Regions from separate parts of the Homo sapiens genome. Here region 2 is linked to region 1. The links are chromatin contacts, found by Hi-C in ENCODE. All regions are on one chromosome and are shown on one strand. Each heading gives the region's core, a stretch centred on a gene start or an enhancer-like site at or near the end of the contact. The rest is flanking DNA. Distances are from core to core; before and after follow the strand shown. Region 1 holds the start of INTS12 (integrator complex subunit 12). Region 2 holds the start of OSTC (oligosaccharyltransferase complex non-catalytic subunit).

Region 1 (5,511 bases), core at 815-3,314:
AGCGCAAATGGCTAACATGTTACCAAGTATGAAATAAAATTACTGAATTTTCACAGCAAACAATACCTGTGCTTGTTTTAATCTAAATGGTTTCAATATCTGCATTCCAAGTATTTATTCTTTGTTAGAAAAGCTAATTGGATACTCAGTATTTATTTTTATTTAAAAATCACAGATGATGAAACAAAAGCTACAAGTAAAACAAGTTTAAAAAAACAAAAACAGGCCGGGCGCGGTGGCTCACGCCTGTAATCCCACCACTTTGGGAAGCCGAGGCGGGCGGATCATTTGAGGTCAGGAGTTTGAGACCAGCCTGGCCAACATGGTGAAACCCCTCCTCGACTGAAAAAAAAAAAAAAAAAAAAGGAGCCGAGTGTGATTGTGGGCGCCTGTAATCCCAACTACTCGGGAGGCTGAGGCAGGAGAATTGCTTGAGCCCGGGAGGCGGATGTTGCCATTGCAATCCATCCCCAGGCGACAGAGCAGGACTCCAGCTCAAAAAAAAAAAAAAAAAAAAAAATTGATGGGCCCACTACTACAGAAGCTCAAGTTTGAGCTGTGTTTAAATTAAAGCAAAAACACGTAGAAGTGCAAAGTATATAAAATAAAAAGAAATGATGATTCTCAAATCTCATTGACCTTTTCAGTCTTATTTTTGAAGTGAGACCTCACAAAACGATACTTTCAGGTGTAATACAAACACAATTTTTAGTAATGAGTGTGCTTAAAGCAATCCTCTCAGTGGTGTATGCTCCCCATCAGGCAGTTAAAAAAAAAGAAAAAAAAACCCGCATAGCTTAATGTTTATTAAATATGACAGCGAATCACTTAGTTGTGTTATAACAGTTTATTATCATGGATTTAAATGACTATGTTTACATGTTTAAAATTATCACATCACTAGTTCTTGCTAGCTTTTGCATTTTCTCCTGTAAACATTGTTTTTACAGATAAGCTTAGGTAAAATAGAAATACACCACCTTCTTTATCAATAATGTAGCACACAATATATTACTAAAGCTGGCATTTTCTTGATATTCAAGAATTTATGACAAGGAATGGGATCCTGGCATTAAGAATAAAGGGGAAAAAAACAAGTCATCTCATCCCAAAACCAGGTAGAAAGTTGGGATGGGAAGTACGTGTATTAGCAAACGTTTTTGAAACCAAAGCAACTTTCATGCAAATTAAACTTTCTATAGAAGTTAAAAACCCAAGAGATACTGCTGTGATGACAAAACATAAGCAAATGGCCCCAAATGAAGCAAGTCCTTTGGAGTAAATGTTAAGTAGTATTCACATAGAACTGCTTTCTGCAATCAGGAAGGGCTGGAATGGAAAACTCAATGCCAAAGAGAGAAGAGAAGTTAGTGTGACCCAAGAGGTCTTGAAGTAACACTTAACAGCAAATATCAAACCACCCCAACCAACGCCTCCAACTGGAAGCTGCCCCATTTCTCCATCAGCAGAGGAAGACATGAGGGACTGGCTAGGGGGAAACTGGGAAACGCGTACTACCGAGAAGCCCAGAGCCCTCAACCCGCACCTTCAGCAGGAGTGGCCAAAAAGGAGTTTGAGGCGGCCCCAGGGCGGGAGAAAAATCAGGACGATGATACCACGCCCTTGTCCTTCCCACCCTTCCCCCGCATCCTCAGCCCTGCAGACCCCCGAAGAAAAGACCAGTTCTTAGGGGGTCGCGGAGGCTGAGAAGCCGGCGGCCCGAGCGCCCTCTTTACCTGGTCGCAGAGGCGCGGCCAGGCAGGGAGGGTGCGTGAGCGTGTCGGCGACCTGGGCCGCCTGCGCCTTCCCGCCCAGTCCGAGCTGGAATTCCAAGGCTGCCTCTGGGAGCTGCTGCCCGCAGACCACTCGCCTCCACAGACGCCAGGAGAAAAACGACAGCCACCTTATGTGGAAAATACTCGCGCCGGCCGTCATTCATAATCCGGCGGACCGGAAAAAGGGAAGTAACGTCACTTCCTACTGTCGCACTGCCAAACGTTTCCCCCGCCCCTACTGTGGGAACCTTTGTTTTCCTGCTTTCGGAGCCGGCCAGTGCGGGAACCGTTTCCGAAGGGACCACCGGGAACAGACGGATCGGCAGGGCGGGGCGGAACGGTGAGTTATGCTGAGCGACTCTGCTCCTGGCCTCCTGGAGGCTCGAGACCCCCGCGCCAGGAGCGAGGTGGGAGAGTAGCTACGTGGGGTATTAGTTTCCTCGCTCCTCAAGGGGAATCATAATTTACGGGCGGTTGCGTGCCCTAGACTGACTGCTCTCCCCTTTCAGTGAGGACTGTGCTTCCTCCGAGGGAGTTGCGGGCCGGGACATGCGGACCGAGCATATTTCTAGGTCTAGGGACAAGGGACTTGGAATCCTGCCTCGGACTTTGTCGGAGGGTTTTAGTGACTTCTCTACGTAGCTCCCTCATTGTCTCTCATCTTTTGGCTCCCCTGTCAAGGACCATCCCCCATTCTAGGACTTCGATGTGTGATGCTTTGATCAAAGGATTGACATTCCTTTTCTAAGTGTTTGCTGTCAGCTTTCAGCCACTTGATTGGTTTGGAATCGGAGCCTTTTCTCCTGCGATTCCAGGTGTCCCTAAGGTATCAGTGTTATCCAGAACCAAGAACTCAGTGGAGGAATGAAAAAGGCAGCATCTTTAAAATAATGTTTATTGGAAGGGGTTGCAAGAGCTTGCGAAGTCATGAAGAACAAAGTTTTTTAGAGCCATTATGAAATGGCAACGATAATACTGCACTCTATGTGAACAGTTTCTGTTTCCTTCATCTGGGGCACGTGCATATGATCAACTTTGGACTTCTTTTGAGATTGCCAGGTAGGGTGAAAAATGGATCTAGGAGAAAGCACATACTTATATTTATATATGAATGCCCAATTTAGACTGGAGAGATCACAGAAGCCTTATAAGGTGACATTTACGCAAAAAACCTAGTTCGTTCATTCGATAAATATTTTTGAGCCCTTATTAAGTTTCAAGCACTAGGGAAATAACAGTGAACAAAACAAGTTCCTGCTGTCATCAAGTTTACAGACCAGTGGGATTAATGAATTAAGCAAGACAGGCGAAAGATTGTGAGAATTTTACAGATAGGAACATTGTACTACAAGTCCCCAGTCGTGAAAGAGGTGATTGCTTTGCTTTTGCTTTTTTGATGTTTGGAGTTTTTTTTGTGGGGGCAGGGGTGAGTTACTTTTGTGATTTTTGCTGAAGGGACCTTGGAAATGGCTACAATTGTGTAGAAGGAGAGATAAGACCACTATACTTTGATCACTTAATTCCAGTAATTCTATAGCCATTATTTTGTTGTACTTTGCAAAGTGGCAAAGAGATAGGCAAAAAGATAAATATAGACTCTGCCCTTAAAGTACTCAGAGTTTTGTAGGGGACATAACACTTGTGCCAAAAAAAAAAAAAAATGCTTCAAGGGAGAAAGTTGCAATACCATGAAAAAGCACTATGAGATATCCTTGAATGGAGAGACTATTAATAGGGTTTGGAATGGAGAGGGGCACAGCAGCTGTCAGTCAAATCTTCATGAGAAGTATTTGAATAGGGTCTTGATAGGATGTAGATATATAAAAATAGGTAAAGAGCTTCCTGGACAAAAAAAATAAGAGTGGCAGGGTCAGCTAGCTATAAGGCAGATCTGGGGATGATGAATGATAATTTTTGTGCCAGTTACTGAATCTTCTTAAATGCTAGGCCAAGAAATTTGGTCTTTATTTCGAAGGTGGTAGAAAGCCCTAACTTCTCAGCAAGAATTTTTTTTTTTATTTTAATGAAAAAGAAGAAAACTGGGTTTCAGGAAAATTCATATGGCAACAATGTTGAAGTCAAGGAAAATAACGAGGTTATTGCCATAGTTCAAGTAAGCTAATAAAACCTGAATTTCAGTAGTAGCAGTGGAAGTGAAAAGTAGGACAAGTGTGAAAAATATTGCCGTCAGAATCCACAGGAATTCTGATTATTTGAATATAAGGAGTAGGGAAAGACTCAGTGAAGGAAAGACTTTGGTCTCAAACCTGACTAAAAGAAAGTTGTGTCATTTATTGAAAGTAAGAGCAGGACAAGGAACTTTTCGGGAAGATAATCAGAATCTCAATTTTAGTTGTAACTGAATTTGAGATGCCATTAAGGAATCACATAGACACATACACTAAGCATTTGGAAACATGGGATTCAAATTTAAGAGATTTGGCTCGCACTTGTAATCCCAGCACTTTGGGAAGCCACAACAGGAGGATTGTTTGAGACCAGATAAGAGCAACATAGCAAGACCCTGGCTCTACTTAAAAAACAACAAAATTACCTGGGCATGGTTACGGTGGTGCATGCCTGTAGTCCTAGCTGCTTGGGAGGCTGAGGCAGGAGGATCACTTGAGCCCAGGAGTTCGAGGCTGCAGTGAGCCATGATCTCAGTGCACTCCAACCTGGGTGACAGAGCAAGACCATGTCTCAAAAAAAAAAAAAAAAAAAAAGAGATTGAAGTTGGGGTAAAACATATTAAATCATCTACCCAGAGATGATAGTTGAAAACCTGATGTGTATAAGATTACCAAGAAGAAACTGCTAGCAGAACTAAGAAGATAGCCAAGGACAAATACTTGGACAATACCAAAAGCAACAAAGAAGATAAGCCAAAGAAAGAGTAGTCAGAGATAGAAGAGGAAAAACAGAAAAGTTGAGTATAACAGAACTCAAGGGAAGAGAAAGTTTTATGAAATTGGAAGTAGATAACAAGTATTTACTTGGCCAACATTTACAGTTATTTGCTGTTTTCCAGGAACTCTGCCAGACAGGGGTTACAACAGTAGGCAAGACCAATCCACTGCCTGCCTTCATGGAACTTACATTCTAATGAGAAAGAAAGATTATTTACATAATTAACAGTGTGATTAATATTACAAATAAGTACAGAATGTTTTTGGGCTATGTAACAGTGAAACTTCTAGTTTTGTTGAGGGAATGTGCAGGAAAAACTGAAACTTGAGAGGTGACTTAAGATGGAGGTGGGGGTGGCACACTTTCTACTGAAGTGCTAAGGTAAGAAAGAGTATATTGGAGGACTTGAAATAAGTCAGATAGCTATAACAGAGAGAGTGAGAATGGCCTAAGATACTAGGTAACATTTAATGAGTGTCAACTATGTGTCAGGTACTGTTGTAACTGCTTTATATGTATTATTAATCATGTAGAGCAATGGTCCACAACCTTTTTGGCACCAGGGACCAGTTTCATTGAAGACATGGTTTCAGGATGATTCAAGTGCATTACATTTATTGTGCACTTTATTTCTCTTATTACTACATGGTAATATATAATAAAATAATTGGACAACTCACCATAATGTAGAATCAGTGGGAACCTTGAGCTTGCTTTCCTGCAGCTAGACGGTTTCATCTGGGGATGATGGGGTATACTGTGACAGATCATCAGGCATTAGATTCTCATGAGGAGCACACAACGTAGATCACACACATGCACAGTTCAC
Region 2 (5,511 bases), core at 933-3,432, 2.9 Mb before region 1:
AGGCGTGAGCCACTGCGCCTGGCCTGTTTTTGTGAACATTTTTAACGGACAAAAAAATTAAGTGACATTTAATATGTCTCATCTATGACATTATAAGCTTCAGGAGGTCAGGGTCCTTATGTTTTGTTCTATTATCTCCAGTACCTAGTGCCTGAAACTTAACGGGACTCAGTATCTATTTGCTGACTATTTGTCAGCAACAAATAGTTTATTTATAAAGGTGCACTCAGTTTTTAGAAGAGACTTCTTCCCTTCCAGTGGCAAAACCAATTCATCATACAAGATACCTCATAGACCTGGCCACTAAAAAGCAACCTTTCCACTTTCCCCCAATGGTTGGGACAAAGAATCTCCCCATTACAATAATCAACAGGAGAAAAAAGAGGGCCACAAAGAAAACTGAGGCTTCTCGCAAAGAATCCGACTCCAAGGGAAGTAAGGGTTACAGGAAAGAAACTAGCATTATTCATTATTATTATTGAATAATGACTTTTTTTTTGTCCAACGACCTTCGTGAACTGTGCAAAAATATGGAACGCTTCACGAATTTGCGAGTCATTCTTGCACAGGGGCCATGGTAATCTTCTCCCTATCATTCCAATTTTAGTATATGTGCTGCCGAAGCGAGCACTCAATAATAATACTGAATTATTCTATATTATTTATTTTTAAAAGTCTATTATTTTTAAAAGCCACATGCATTTTAAATTTTGTTTATTCAGTACAGTAGCTATTAACTTGATGAGCAAATGTTAATGGTTAATGCTAATGCAATGCTAGATAGTATCTTGTTACCAAATAAGTATTTAAATGTAACTCAAATATTTAAATGTAATTTATTTAAATGAACGTAAGTTAATTCTCACTATTCTAGATTGGGGGAAGGAGGTAAATTCAAAGGTGCTTTCTAGAACTCAGCTCTCTCAGTTTGAATCCTCCCCCTTCAGTGCCAACTATTCTCACAAAACATCTATGAAAATAACAATTATATGGCCACTCCCTTAAAAGTAGAACTACTTTTGCTATCCCAAATCCGTAGCTTTAATTTTATAATTTCCAGGTTAAGTACACCACTTCCCAAAATCTAAATTAATTTTATAATTTCCAAGTTAAGTACACCACTTCCCCAAATCTAAATGTACACAGTAGCACAGTTCTAAGTAAATCTTGGAACTGTGGCCTGAAAGGGTAGTGGCTCTGAAAAGACTAGCCGGATTGCCAACTCACCAGTACATAAGGCAACGCCCCTTTGCAATTTTCTATTTGAAAAGGACAGAATAAGATGATAGACAATTCAGAAGCGTTTAATAGTAATGCTATTTATCTTATTTTTTTAATTCTCAACTTCTGCCCACTGAAATACAGTATCGTCTGCAAATCTCATCTCCAATCTCAAATATTTATCAAACCTGTGATTTCAGAAAATTCCATTGATATTTATTGTAGGTCATGCAAAAGGCAACACAGAACCCTAGGTTTGAGCCAACAAAACTAAAGATTGTCAAGTCTCTTCCAAGATTCCAGGACAAAGATAAGTTTAAAAGTCCCACAAGCTCTTGACCAACCATGGAAGCGGAGTTGGCCAAATTAGACCTTCCCAGGACCTTTATCAAACAACCAACCATGGAAACGGAGTTTGCCAAATTAGGCTTTCCCAGGACATTTATCAAACAACGTATGGCAAGCAACAAAAAGAGCAACAATTTGGCCTTGAAAAATATATTTGACTCGGATCCCTGGGATGGGAGGGCTAGAAGGAGAAGAAAGGCAATGGGAGTGAGAACACGAATTCTCTTAAGACAGGGCGTGAAGGCGAATAAACTTGGACGTTAACACTTCGGACCCCAGAACTCCCCTCCACCCTCAGAAAAGATCCAAAGCAGAGCTATGCTTCCCCCGGGGCTGAGAGTCAGCGGAACAGACGCGCCTCCCGGGGCGGGTCAGTTCTCCGCTCCTCAGCCTCTCGGGCCCGACAGCCCGAGTTACCTCCGGTGATGAGGAAGTAAGACACCACCACCAGAGCATACACAGTCATGGCCGACGGCATGTGCAACCAGGGCGGCTTCTTCAGCTTCAGGTTGGGACATTCGAGCACTAAGAACGGGACACGGTACAAAGTCTCCATGTTGGTGGCAGCAAGGGCCGTTCTCGGCCTCAAGCCCCACGCGCCTCCCGGAAACAGGCCCGCCCTCCCTAACAAGTGCGCGTGCGCGAGGAAAGGACCCGCAGATCCGTAAAGCTCGGAGGTGGTTACTATACTCATAGAAGAAAATAAGAAACTAAATAAAACAAATAAATGATATGAATAAAGTGTTGTAAATTATTTAATCTAATTAAACTTACATTGTGATAATGTACTCTACATTTTTCTAATGGATATATAGGTGATTTGTGTACCTTCAAGGACCTGCGGGACTTCTAACGTGGCCAAGCCGGAGAAGCGGAGGCCAAGGAATCTAGGTGAGCCCCGCCCACTCGCTGACGCAGGGGATTTGAAAGCTGATTGGACAGGGGGCGCTCCCGGTTCCCAGAGCGGGAGATGAATGGGAACTTTTGGATATAAATGCCTTTTATATTAGAGGTTTTTTCAAGGGTTAGGAAAAGCCGGAGGCTGCTGAGCTTTTACTTCCCGATGTAGTCGTGGTAATAATAAGAATTAATAATAGTTGCTAAAGTAATATGTTACCAATTTTTTTTAAACATCCAGCCTGGATCACAAATGTCAACAGGACATCTCTACAGGGATGCCTTAATGCTGATAGCTTGGCGTGACCATAATACTATTTTGAATAACTCATCCTCTCAACTTTGCTCTTCCCTTGGTCATCTGTATGTCGCTAAAAGGTAAAATCCCTCTGGCCAAAAATCTTAAAGTCGTCTGGATTTCTCTCCTTACTAACCTTCTGCATCCAAAATATTAGTAGGTCTCTTTGGCTGTACTACCAAAATATCTCCAATTCATCTGCCCCTCACCATTCCACCACTGACACCCTAGTGTGAACCACCGCCATCTCTGGTCTGGGCAACATTTACAATCCAAATAGATGAAAATATATGATGGAGAATTAGTCATTAGGGATGGACTAGAAGGTCTAAAAGATTTTTTGTTTTCTGTTTTGCTTTTCTTTTTTATATAATCTTTTAAGACTCTACAAATGTTAACTTCCTTTTGGAGCAAGAGTTAAGAGTCACTGATTACATAAGTCCAGAGCATATTGACACATTATAGAGCCAATGTTTTTATATTTTTTTATTTGCTTGTTACTAAGCCCGTGGTTATTTTTACAGGATGCCATGTATTGGTTCTGCACTTCTAATTAGCTAACAACTCAATTGTTAAGAAATTGCTTGAAGACGGTAATGAAAATACTATCAAAACATTGTAGTATCCAATTCTAAGTACAGTTGAGGCTTGCTGCCCTTACTGTTCATTAGTGAGAGTCTCTCCCAGAGTCATATTGCCTATGTCTTAACGGAGCCACACGAATCTTAGGTTATGTAAAGGCCAATGATAACACCAATAATGAATGCATTTACACCAAAACCAGCGTTTATATGTAGGAAGTTTCTCTGGGCACTGTAAAGCAGAATGTTTCTGAAATTCCCACAGTTTTATAAGTAAGGAACACTTTGGAACAATTAAAATATTTTGCTTTGGTATGAAGAAAAAAATAAAAATAAAACATTTTGCTTTGGAAAAACATAGGGATTAAAGGTTTTTAAATTTCCTTTATAGCTTAAAAAGGAATCTAACATTAATTAACCACTGCTTGGCAGGTACTATGTTAAGTGATTTACATTTGTGCTTATATACTCTTCATGACAATTCTGTTAGGTAAATACTAGTATAACTGCTTTACATATGACAAAAGTGGCTCCTGGGAAGGGAAATAAACTCAAAAAGTGTAGTATAGTCTGTGACTGGATGAGACCTAAAAGGCAATTGCTGTAGAAGTAAATAGATTTAAGACGTTTAAAATGGTATACGTTTATATACTTATCCTTCTTCCTGTGTATACTAGGGACACATAATTTCTACCTACATTGTGGAAAACATATAAATTATTAATATATAATTTTTAAATGAAAAATTAATTTCATAAATAATAAAACTGCCAAGTCAGAACACACTGCATTCATCTATATGTTAAATTATTACTATCACTTTCCAAAAAGTAAGTTTGCTCCAGGAACCAATTCATTATTATTTTTTAACCTCTTAAGCTTTGAAATATTTTTCAACATGAGTTTGTAATATTCTATAAGCCACGTATAAAAGAGACCTTTCATGAGTAAGATATGCATATCTGTTATCATCCATGTCCTAACCCACAATTCCTACAGAAAAATGTTCTATTTAAACATAACATAAACTCTGTAACTGAAAACCAAAGAAATAATGAATATAGCAGTGGGCATTAGAGCATGCCCTTAAATAAACATATAATCAATCATTCAGTGGTTTTCTATTTATAGATGAAGAAGGAAAAATGTTGAGAGAAACACAGTTTACAATATAATATGCAGTAGAGCTGTCATCTTAAGCTACATATAAAAGCAAATGTTAATAATTCTTACTGTGCACAAGCAAATATATATTCAAAGAAGAAAAAAGTGTAAAGATGGTATCTACCAAGCTTTCTGTGTTCATTGTAGAATATTTTAATAAAAAGCCTTGAAGTCAGAAATGGTTCTGCCAGCCAAAAGAGAGGGAGAGCTCCACAAATAAGTTTTTAACTAAATTCTAAACAAACTAGAATTACAAAGGCTACAAATATTGTTGATTTCTGTTTATTTAAATATGTGTTGGAGAGGAAATTAGTAGCTTTGTTTTTTGTAGGATAATAATACTAATATTAACCTGGATTTTTATTTATGAAGACATTTTGCAGTTTGGTTGACAGTGTCTTGAATTATGTTCTTTCGCGCTAGGTTCTGTATAAGCATGAGTACGAAGCACTATTATGTCTCATGATCTAAATAAAAACTCTTTCTAATGCAATATTGTGGGGTTTGGTGTTATTGTTGTAGTTATTTTACATTTTGAAGGTTGTTTTTAAAATTATATGCAAGTAATGGCTGGGCACGGTGGCTCATGCCTGTAATCCCAGCACTTTGGGAGGCCTCCTCACCTGAGGTCAGCAGTTCGAACCCAGCCTGACTAACATGATGAAACCCCATCTTTACTAAAAAATACAAAATTAGCTGGGCATGGTGGTGTATGCCTCTAATCCCAGCTACTTGCAAGGCTGAGGCAGGAGAATGGCTTGAACCCGAGTGGCGGACGTTGCAGTGAGCCGAGATCGTGCCATTGCACTCCAGCCTGGGCAACAAGAGAGAAACTCCATCTCTAAAAATAAATGAATAAACAAATAAATAATGAAAATAAGAAATAAAATTATGCAAGTAAAACATAGGAACCTGCCCAATGTAAAATAATTAATTTATTCAAATATTAGAGACACATATGGAACGAGTTTCCCATTATCACTATTCTAATTTTAGTTCTCC

The links. A loop is a pair of places that touch in the nucleus more often than their neighbours do. Pooled maps may share reads with other maps.
Region 2: a pooled map shows a loop between it and region 1 (10-fold over the local background). The contact joins the promoter of OSTC here to the promoter of INTS12 in region 1. A Hi-C loop is called at or near these places in 8 of 50 pooled maps.

The regions. Positions count from the first base shown.
Region 1 is chr4:105,705,242-105,710,752 of GRCh38, reverse strand. INTS12 (integrator complex subunit 12) reads left to right here and starts at 2,064. Exons shown (of 8, transcript NM_020395.4): 1 at 2,064-2,115. It overlaps GSTCD (glutathione S-transferase C-terminal domain containing), which reads right to left and starts at 1,969. Exons shown (of 12, transcript NM_001370181.1): 1 at 1,737-1,969. It overlaps LOC124900747 (a long non-coding RNA gene), which reads right to left and starts at 4,371. Exons shown (of 2, transcript XR_007058214.1): 1 at 4,330-4,371; 2 at 2,657-2,852. It overlaps LOC124900748 (a long non-coding RNA gene), which reads right to left. Exons shown (of 3, transcript XR_007058215.1): 2 at 5,363-5,439; 3 at 4,779-4,874. RefSeq lists an enhancer at 1,740-1,989.
Region 2 is chr4:108,647,270-108,652,780 of GRCh38, reverse strand. It overlaps OSTC (oligosaccharyltransferase complex non-catalytic subunit), which reads right to left and starts at 2,182. Exons shown (of 4, transcript NM_021227.4): 1 at 1,987-2,182. The coding sequence starts at 2,125. It also overlaps the pseudogene RNU6-431P. RefSeq lists enhancers at 1,229-1,278, 1,893-2,242.